Regions from separate parts of the Homo sapiens genome. Here region 2 is linked to region 1. The links are chromatin loops, found by intact Hi-C in ENCODE. Cell type or tissue: HCT116. All regions are shown on one strand. Each heading gives the region's core, and the rest is flanking DNA. Links, peaks and the distances in the headings are about the cores only. Region 1 overlaps GPR155 (G protein-coupled receptor 155). Region 2 overlaps CHN1 (chimerin 1).

What was found. Hi-C counts contacts between places; a loop is a spot of excess contacts. Peaks named below come from ENCODE experiments on the same cell type or tissue, not always from the same donor. Only the 100,000 strongest peaks of a DNase experiment are listed, where the experiment ranks them.
Region 2: it touches region 1 in a loop (3-fold over the local background); 2 of 110 quality-filtered maps call a loop at or near these places.

The regions. Positions count from the first base shown.
Region 1 is chr2:174,460,821-174,466,209 of GRCh38, forward strand. GPR155 (G protein-coupled receptor 155) reads right to left here. Exons shown (of 16, transcript NM_152529.7): 7 at 4,965-5,082; 8 at 768-852; 9 at 582-672. Among named protein-coding and RNA genes, the nearest start is that of GPR155, 24 kb to the right of the region's middle. In HCT116, for the core only: a CTCF peak has its summit at 2,147 (motif pointing right); a DNase peak (open chromatin) is centred at 2,141.
Region 2 is chr2:174,983,753-174,989,141 of GRCh38, forward strand. All of the region lies in intron 1 of CHN1 (chimerin 1), which reads right to left. Among named protein-coding and RNA genes, the nearest start is that of CHN1, 19 kb to the right of the region's middle. In HCT116, for the core only: a CTCF peak has its summit at 2,141 (motif pointing left); no DNase peak of the experiment used is centred there.

The DNA of each region.
Region 1 (5,389 bases), core at 72-5,071:
AAGACTACTCTAAATCTTTTATATGTATAATCTTATTTATTCTCACAAAAACACAATAAAATCCAAAATTGCAAAACAGAAAAAAAGAGTAAGAAATCAAAATTATGTGGAGAGGCTTTTTAAAAACACATCTTTGGACTCCACTCCTAAAGAATTCTGCAGGTCCCACAAGCCACCTACTCTATAGCTTTTCAAGAATATTTTTCCTAGATACGTTTTGTCCTGAAATTTATATTTATGATAGGATTAAGAGTCAAGAATTTGACCTTTATTATTACTGCTAACTTATTAAATGGTTTTAAATTAATCACTCTTTTCTCCAGCACAGGAAACACAATTCCTAAGTGTGATTAAGAACATTCAATAAGTTTTAAGCATTTAGAAATCTTCAGCTAAAAATGGACTTAGACATGTAAAATGTTCATGTTCTAGATGAGACAAAGTGATATAGGATCACCAATCTGATATGCAATAAATTGAAATAGATTTTCAAAGTTAATTTTAATATAAGTCTAGCAAGGCACATAACGAGCTAAAAAGAGACATTCTCAAGAACAGAACTGCCAGTAAACTCTTCCCACCTGTTCTTTTCCATAAAAGAAGGCTGAGTCAATGCTATCTCCATTGTGTTTTCCAGTTATCAAAAGAACACCAACAAGGAGAGCAGGAATTCTGTAATCACAAGTGATATTGGGAGAGAAAAAGAAAGGATGAATAGTAACTGTCTATATGGAAAGGTGTAAGCAAACAGAGAACTACCAACTTACCCCCAGCCAGATATTATGATTATTCCAACAGGAATTTGTACCCTCTCTCGCTTTTTCAAAAGAAACAAAGAAATTGCTAGAAGGCCTAAGAATAAGAAGATTGAAAGAGAGACAGTTACTCAACATTGATCAGACTTTATGAAACTTTATTTCCTTTTTATTTTTTTAAACCAAGCTTATTTCATAGTAGTGTGTGGTTTTTGCTTTAGAATTTCTTCCTTCTAAATAAATGCTATCCTCAATATTTTGAAACAAGTTTTAATTCAAAATCATTCATTGTTTCCCTCATATATTGTTTCTTTACTCAATTCTTTTTATCTGTGAGGATTTATTTTATTTTCTCTCTGGTTTTTGTTGTTTGTTTTTTGGATAGGGTCTCACTCTGTTGCCCAGGCTGGAGTGCAGAGGTGTGATCACAGCTCCCTGCAGCCTTGACCTCCAGGGTTCAAGTGATCCTTCCACCTCAGCCTCCTGAGTAGCTGGGACCACAGCCACATGCCACCATGCCTGGCTAAATAAGAATTTTTTTTTGTAGAGACAGAGTCATACTATGTTGCCCTAGCTGGTCTTGAACTCCTGAGCTCAGTGGATCCTCCCACTTCTGCCTCCCAAAGTGCTGGGATTACAGGCATGAGCCACTGCGTCTGGAGAAGTATTTCTCTCCAAAAGCCCTAATCATTTTATTGTTTTGATTCATGTGTTTGGAATCTAAGTATAACTGAAAAACATTTTTTTTTTCTTTAGACAGAGTCTTACTCCGTTGCCCAGGCTGGAGTTCAGTGGCATGATCTTGGTTCACTGCAACCTCTGCCTCCCGGGTTCAAGCAATTTTCATGCCTTAGCCAAACAAGTAGCTGGGATTACAGGTGTGCACCACCATGTCAGGCTAATTTTGTATTTTTAGTAGAGATGGGTTTCACCATGTTGCCCATGCTGGTCTTGAACTGCTGGCCTCAAGTGATCCACCTGCCTTGGCCTCCCAAAGTTCTGGAATTATAGGCATAAGCCATTATGCCCAGCTGAAAAACATTTTTTAATTGAATACAGGACAATTCTAAAAATAAAAACATCCCCCTCTTCTGGTGCTAAGAAGTATGGGCAACTCTTACCCAGGTTATGTTTTTAGAAAACGCCCTAAGTGTAATGATAGCACTTAATACAAACACACTCTGAATTTAATACAAACACAAATGTTTTGAAGTTCTTGAACTTTCCTTACAACTTATATGTAATTATGTATGCAAGTAACATTTTATTTAATAAATTCTACATAGTTATAGGATCTTAGAACTTTAAAGTTGAAAGGGACCTCTATTTTTAAATGAGCACCTTAGATGTGGAAATGAGGGTTTGCCCAAGTCATACAGCCAGCAGAGGGCAGAGTGAGACTAGAAACCTGGCCTTTTGACACAAGCTAAATTCTTTGTTTCTTGAATCAGTTTCTCAAACTCAGATTTGTGGACCCCTAGGGTACCTAAGACATATTCTTCAGGATCTGGGAATTTCTATGAGAAATTTTAAGTCTTTTTTTTTTCTTTCTTTTTTTTTTTTCAGTGGTAGTCAGCTGTGTATCCACCTTGCAACCAACATGCAGTCTCATGATTTCAGAATTTACATTGGGTTTATTTTTATTTTATTTTAGAGATGGGGGTCTCACTTTGTTAACCAGGTTGGGGTACAGTAGCACAATTACTGCTCAAAATTCTGGGCTCAAGGGATCCTCCTGCCTCAGCCTCCTGAGTAGCTGGGACTACAGGCATGTACCAGCATGCAAAGCTAATTTTCAAATTTTTTATAGAGAGAGGGTCTTACTATATTGCCCAGGCTAGTCTCGAACTACTGGCCTCAAGCGATCCTCCTGCCTGGATCTCCCAAAGTGTTGGGATTACAGGCATGAGCCACTGTGCCTGGCCAGAGCTTACAATGGGTTTTATATTAAGTTTGAGTCAAGTGAAGGCCAAATGATATTACAACGCACAGTCCAAATGAAATGGTAGTTTGAAGAAAGAATATCAGTGAGATAACAAGGTCAAAACCCCACATATGGAAGTAAAGGCAAGGCAAAAAAGCCATAGCAGTGAGTTCCATTTTATGTTTCAAGCTATGATTTACATTAGCAAAACAAGATCCTTTGTCATGTTAATTAATGTTGCTAATTAGAATTACTGGGTTTGTAGTTTTGTTTGAATAGAATCTGTGAATTTGCTTTGGTTTTAGAATTGCATATTAGCTGTATATAAAGAATACATACCTAGATTTAAGATTGTCCAGATTAAATAACACTGTGCTAGATTTAATATAAATTGACATTGAGGTCCTTGAGAATTGGTTTTCTTTACCACTTTTCCTCCCTCAATCCATTTGTACACTGTGTAGTTGCAGTGCCAGGGAAACAAGTAACCAATCACAAAAGGGTGCCATCTTTGTTACAGTAGCAAAGGCAGTCTTTAAAATTCTAATGTGCATCACTCCTGCCTTGTGAAAAGAACTATATACAAACAGGCAGAATCCAGCTAGCCCTGGATGTCTCACTGAAGCTGTGAGAGCTCCTGCCTAAATCAGTCTATCTTTTTGGGCCTATTTCTCAGTTTGCAAAATGAAGGATTTAAATTAGACCAGTGTTTCCTAAGGTGTAGAGATTATAGGTGTCACAAAGGTGAAAATGTTTTGACTAGTTATATGTTTATTTTAATGCATATTTGAAAAAAACTAATTAGCAAATGAAACCTGGGATTTTACTGATATAAGGCTCAACTGATTAAAGTTTAAAAAAAGTAAATCAATTTTAAGGAAAAAAGAACAAGTAGTATGCAGATATGGCAAAAATTGTGAGGATGGTATGAAAATGAGTAGAACTAAAAATGATCGAATGGGATGACTTAAAATGACATTTTCAGGTCTAAAATTCTGTCATAGCATAATAACCTGATGGTTAAAGGGCACCTTTATTGGGTTTTGGGAATTCAGAATGACTTCTTTGAATAGACTTTGGCGTGCATGCTTGAAGGGGGTTTCAGAGAGACTTAGGACATTTTAATTGATTGATCTAGTTGCTGCTCTGTTATTCTGATTATAAAGTTAACCTGAGTAAGCCTAGTTATTAGACATCAAGTTGGTCCATCGATATTTTGAAATATAAAGTCTTTAGGCTCTTTTAATTTGACATTGCATAAAAACTCATGCTATGCAAGATGTAGTTGCCTTTAAGAAGCACAAACCATCTTCTGTTTGTGCTGAATTTTTCATTCCATGATTCCTCACCACATTGTTGCTTCACTTCAAAAGGCTGTTGACTGAGATGGGACCTGCTTTTGATCCTGAAGGCATGAAATCAAAGGTCCGTCCTTTGTGGACACTTCCTGACACCTGCCTCCTACCATTCTACTATTTCCTTTCATGTGCCATTTTATAGGTTCAAATTTGTAGGATGAATACAAAACAGCCAGACAGAATTTTTCACAAACATACCAGAATGCATGCATCCACATAAATATTATACTTCAAAATAGCAATGTGCTACAACATTTTGAATATCCTTTTTGGAGCCAGCTGAAATGAGAAACAGTCTTTCTCACTGGGTCCTTTTCTATTTCCATGCCTTTTTATTCCCCTAGTTTTCTTCTTCTCTTATTACCTCTAATTCTTCTATTTAATAACTAACATAGTTCTATTTATTTAGTGCCTACCATGTACCAGACATAAATACTCAACATTTCAGTTTGTCCTCAAAGTAACTCTGTAAGGTGCTGTAACCTAGTTTTACAAATGAGGAAACTGAGGCTTCAAAAGTTAAGTAATTTGCATGAGGCAGAGCCAGAATTTCCCTGTTCAGCAGGACTCGATAGTGAGCTCTGGAACACACCTCACGCATCTTTCCCATTCCCGCCTTTCTCCATCTGCCTTCAGTATCTTCCCTCTTGTCTCCAAAAGGGAGCAGCACTGACAGCAGCCTAGAGCCACAGGCCCTGGGGAAAAGGACCATGTGACTGGACAAGGCTCTAAGCCCAGGCAGGAATAGAGTACATTAGGAAACAGAACTCAGCTTTGCCGATGGCCTCTGTGGGTGGGCTGATCTGCCTCAGTGCATGCCTTGATCCTGTACTACCAGACTTCAAATAGATCACTAGAAGCTCAGGGCTATTAGGAATGGGGTGGGGTGGGGAACAGATCTCAATTTCCATTCATAATCCAACTCACCTGTCCACAGGTAGGTGCTATAGAGGGAGCTGTACAATAGAACAAACACCAAAATTTGTCCAACAAAATTTTTTTCTTTAACAAAATTCCATATCATCATTCCAGCACAGACAATAGACTAAGGAAAAAATTATTAAAAGACTTTGTAAATAGCTAAGAAAACCATATAATTCAATACTGCAACAGAAAATTCCAATTAAGCCAGCCATATTCATCTTTCATTCACAGCAAATATAATTATTTGTTTAAAATTTTTTGTGAATAATTATCAAGTATTACACACTACTTATACTAAAACTTCAAACTTTATGTTAAAAATCCATTTTATAACAGAGCCTTTGACAATATACATATCCAATTGAAACAGATGACTTCATTCTAAATATTAATTTTATACCTGTATTTAGTAATGGCTTACATTAAAA
Region 2 (5,389 bases), core at 133-5,132, 520 kb after region 1:
AGGAGGCTGAGGTTGCAGTGAGCTGAGGTGGTGCCACTGCACTCCAGCCTGGGCAACAGAGCAAGACTCCGTCTTAAAAATAAATAAATAAATAAATAAATAAGCTAGCCAATCAGTCAGCCAACTGAAAAGACAAATCCTTTCATTGACAACTGCATACATGTCTACATTTTCACAAGAGATGATGGGAAAGACTCAGAAAGAACAAAAGTCAGTTTGAGCTATTTAATTTTCACTTGGTCTCAAATGTGGACTATAAATCTAAACAGAGAAAAAAAGGGAGCATCTACTGCTCCACGCAAGTTTTTTTTTTTTTCATTTTCAGAAATTTCTTAGAATTTAATTCTGGAAAAAAATAACTAGAAATAGGCACGTTTGAAAGCTCAATCTTCATTTTATCCATGGGGAAAATAAACACTTTTAAAATAAGATCTTTCAAAGATGTCAGTGGATGAATCTGCTCTGTGTGCTATGTGTATATCCCTTACATCTGCTCCTACATATAATACTCTCTGATCCATGTTTCTCAAGAAGTTCCTTAGTTCTAAAATTAATTTACCTTAAATTAACGTTTCTATAAATTCAATGAAAATTACAGAATGTGTTTTATAAGCTTTTTTTTTTTTTTTTTTTTTTAGATGGAGTCTCGCTCTGTCACCAGGCTAGAGTGCAGTGGCGCGATCCTGGCTCATTGCAACCTCTGCCTCTCCGGTTGAAGCGATTCTCCTGCCTCAGCCTCCCAAGTAGCTGGGACTACAGGTGTGTACCACCACACCCAGCTAATTTTTGTATTTTTAGTAGAGATGGGGTTTCACCATATTGGCCAGGATGGTCTCGATCCCTTGACCTTGTGATCTGCCTGCCTTGGCCTCCCAAAGTCCTGGGATTACAGGCGTGAGCCACTGTGCCTGGCTGTGTTTTATTAGCTTCTAAAAAGAGATCTTGTGCAAAATAGTATCACATAAATGATGGTAACCTGAAACTGAACACTAAACCCTTGACAGAAGAAAGGGCAAGCTAACAAAGGAATAGTTTTCAACGTGCAGCCTCCTCACAGAACATATTCATTATGCAAGCTTAGCAGCCAGTACATACAAAATCGTTTTTAAAAAGAAACCTGTATTGATTCTTTCTTCATATGTAATAGATTCTTTCTTCAACAAACCTTCACAAGAATGAAGAAAAAAAATGAGTGCTTTCACAACTCTCTAAAATACATGGTTATAAGCTTATATTTAGATTTTTGCAAGTCTTAGGTTTCAAGAGAAAGTTCCTTGGGCTTTTCTTATTCTATGATATGTCTTTGATACTATTTGCTTGATGATTTTTATGATGAGGCTGAGAAAAATCAGAATGCTATAGACCTAAACCTAATTTGCTCTAGATTTTAGTTGATACACTTTAATGTTTTAGTCTTCTATGAACATGTAGCTCTTTCCATTGAAATTATTGACAAGATTTCAGAAAGCAATAAACAATATAAAACTTCCCTACCAACCTCAACATAATTTCAACATCATTCCCTTCCCTAATGACAATGTTAATGTAAACAGTAAACATCTAAAGCAGTATTAATTGTCAAATATACAAGAGTAAAAAAGAAGCCTAATTTAATTAACACTGTGATTGGGTAGATTCCTGTCGTCCTTCATTACCATTCCACTTATTAAATTTCATTCATAATTAAAAATTACATAATATATTCCAACTACATCATCTTGTTTTTAAATAAAAAATAACAGTTACTTTAGAGCAATTACTAATACCCATTGTTCTAATAAATGTCCATATTTTAAGATGTCTAGAAATGAGACATATAGACTACAAGCCTCATAAATCATATTATTACTTTAAAAGTAAAGGCAAACATAGTGAATGCAGGCAGCCCTTTGTATTCTACAGATCCCAGTGTGTTTTACGGATCTTCAACAAAGGATTTTGGCTCCTATACCGGAAATGAACACTGTTTAAAATGTTAAATTGAAGCTCATCAATTTCAAGGAGTCTTGACTAAAGCTTCTAGAAATCTAAACTTTAGCATTTTAAGGGCATAAATATTTAGATGTTCCTTCTTAAATTTTGCTGCATTTCCATAAGTTAAGGAAAAACAGAGGAAACAAGTTGGCAAGTGCCATCTTGTGGACTCTCTGGAAAATGTTTTCACTCTATTCATCAGTATAATTCCAAAAGCAAATCATTATAAATGTTCAATACAATATTCCCAATAATCAAACTGTTACTTTAATTTAAATTAAAAGGTTAATTTTCCAGGGTCCAAACATCCATAACTATAATAAACTGCAATTGTGGATTTGAGATTAGATTATTCTAAATCATGTGAAATATTTATAGCCAAACCGTCACACTGGATCCCTATATTATCTTCAGGAGTTATGCCACAGAGATATATTATGTAATGAAGCTTGAGAATCTGATATACCAAAGAAATTTAAAAAGCACCTACTCAGCAGAGAAGTTAGAATTACTCTCCTAATTTTATAATATAGCGAACACAGCTATAGAATACACCTTGCAAAAGAAAAGGGGGCCCTTTGTTTTTCATAAAATATAAACCAAAAAAGTTACCAAGAATTCTAAAATATAGTGGAACTAATGAATAGACACATCCATAGATCCACCATATGTGTATGCCTAATAACCAAAAGTTTACAGATTAAGAGTTAAGATACATAGTATGTAAAGACGAAAACAAACACAAGACTAATACGAAAGAAAACACCCCAGAGTCACAATGTCCATGATTCTCTTTAGACTTTAGAAATACAGCCGACCCTTAAACAACATGGGTTTGAACCACGTGGTTCTACTTATAAACAGATTTTCTTGTGCTTCTGTTACCCTTAAGACAGTAAGACCAACCAACCCCTCCTCTTCTTCAGTCTACTCAACATGAAGACAACAAAGATGAAGACATTTACAACGATCCACATATTTTCAATAAATATCTTTTCCTTATGATTTTTTGTTTGTTTGCTTGTTTTGAGACGGAGTCTCACTCTGTTGCCCAGGCTGGAGTGCAATGGCGCGATCTGGGCTCAGTGCAACCTCTGCCTCCTGGGTTCAAGCGATCCTCCTGCCTCAGCCTCCCGAGTAGCTGGGACTACAGGCGCCCACCACCACGCCCAGCTAATTTTTTGTATTTTTAGTAGAGACAGGGTTTCACTGTGTTAGCCAGGATGGCCTCCATCTCCTGACCTCATGGTCTGCCTGCCTTGGCCTCCCAAAGTGCTGGGATTACAGGCATGAGCCACCACGCCCAGCCGATTTTATTATTTTGTTAATAACATTTTTTCTCCAGCTTACTTTATTGTAAGAATACAGTATACAATACATATAACACAAAATATGCGTTAATCAATTGTTTATGTTATTGGTAAGGTTTCCAGTAACCAGTGGGTTATTAGTAAAGTTTTGGGGAAGTCAAATACGTGGATTTTTGACAGACTAGGCGGGGCAGGGGGCAGGGGATATCTGCCCTCCTAAGCATCATGTTCAAGGGTCAACTCTAGTATGGTTTTATTATTTCACATAGCAAGAAAGAGGAAATATTAACATTCTAGATTTACATGGCACTGCCATATACATAGAAACTCAAATTATATTACGGCCTCTTGGTCATAATACTCTTTTTTCTTTTTTTTTTTTTTTATTTGAGACAGAGTATAGCTCTGTCACCCAGGCTGGAGTACAGTGGCGCAATCTCGGCTCACTGCAACCTCCACCTCCCAGGTTCAAGTGATTCTCCTGCCTCAGCCTCCCGAGTAGCTGGGATAACAAGCGCCTACCACCACTAATTTTTGTATTTTTGTATTAGCCCGCCACCAGCTAATTTTTGTATTTGTAGTACAGATGGGGTTTCACTGTATTGGCCAGGATGATCTCGAACTCCTGATCTCATGATCCACCTGCCTCGGCTTCCTAAAGTGCTGGGATTATAAGCATGAGCCACCGTGCTTGGCAGGTTATAATATTCTTTTACAGAGGTAAGTAAGGAGAAACTGCTTTTATTTCACTTTTTAGGTTGAAGGGAGACAGATTTTAATAACTGTTGAGACTACATATTTAGATGATGGCAATTTTATATAGATGTGTTGTCTTCTTAGACCTGGTTATTGACAGTCAGTTTTACCTTATCCAGGATGAGGGAGAGGGAGATGTGAGTTTTAACTATGGTGAGGATGGTCTAAACTGAGAAAGACCAAAAAAAACCCTCCAAAATTTTCACATGCTAAAGAACACTAACATGCTAGTACATAATGAGACTTTCCAAGTATGAGTAAAATTGGGCCATAAAAAGTGACAACAGCCAGGCGCGGTGGCTCACGCCTGTAATCCCAGCACTTTGGGAGCCAAGGCGGGCGGATCACGAGGTCAGGAGATCGAGACCATCCTGGCTAACACGGTGAAACCCCGTCTCTACTAAAAATACAAAAATTAGCCGGGCATGGTGGTGCGCGCCTGTAGTCCCAGCTACACGGGAGGCTGAGGCAGGAGAATGGCGTGAACCCGGGAGGCGGAGCTTGCAGTGAGTCGAGATCGCGCCACTGCACTCCAGCCTGGGCAACAGAGTGAAACTCCGTCTCAAAAAAAAAAAAAAAAAGACCAAATACTTGGGGAAAAATAGGTGAACATTTTGGCCAAGTCTAAGTTGGCGTAAGATTTGATGGCATTTTTAATTGTCTACAACTTCCCAACTCTGTTTCAATAAAATTAGCACAGAGTGTACCGTTTTGCAAATATTGCTAATATTTTTTTCTTAGTGCTTTATTAGTGATTACTTATAACAATATATTTAGTTGCCTTGAGACAATATGACAGATAATATTCTATGGCAGCTTTCTCAGCAGCTATGAATCTTCTTATAATATGGCAGTGGAAAATAAAATGAGCCTATAAAACTCATCACTGGTTTGAGCTCTTTAGAAAACAGACAGCATGTAAAGTGTTAATAAATACAGTATGAAATATACCAGTTCATCTCAGCTTAATATCTCAGCATTAACAATAAATTATTTTTATAATTTGAAAGAAGGTGTATATTGCTGTAATTTAGGGAAACAGATTTGAAAGAACACAAGGGTTTAAAGTATTAGACTTTATTTCAGTTCACATTACCATTTCTGTCTGCATTCAAATCGTAAGTCAGAAAAAGTACTGTTCAATGGTATTTATTATTAAAAGCTGCTGCATTTTTTCAAAAATAGTAGTGAAATTAATCTATTATAAAGTCTTCATCTCTCAATCTGCTAAAAGTCCTATGAACTATGTAGTTTAACTGTATTACCATAAACCTGTTTAAATTTTAAAATAAAAGATAAACAAGGCCAGGCATGGTGGCTCACACCTGTAATCCCAGCATTTAGGGAGG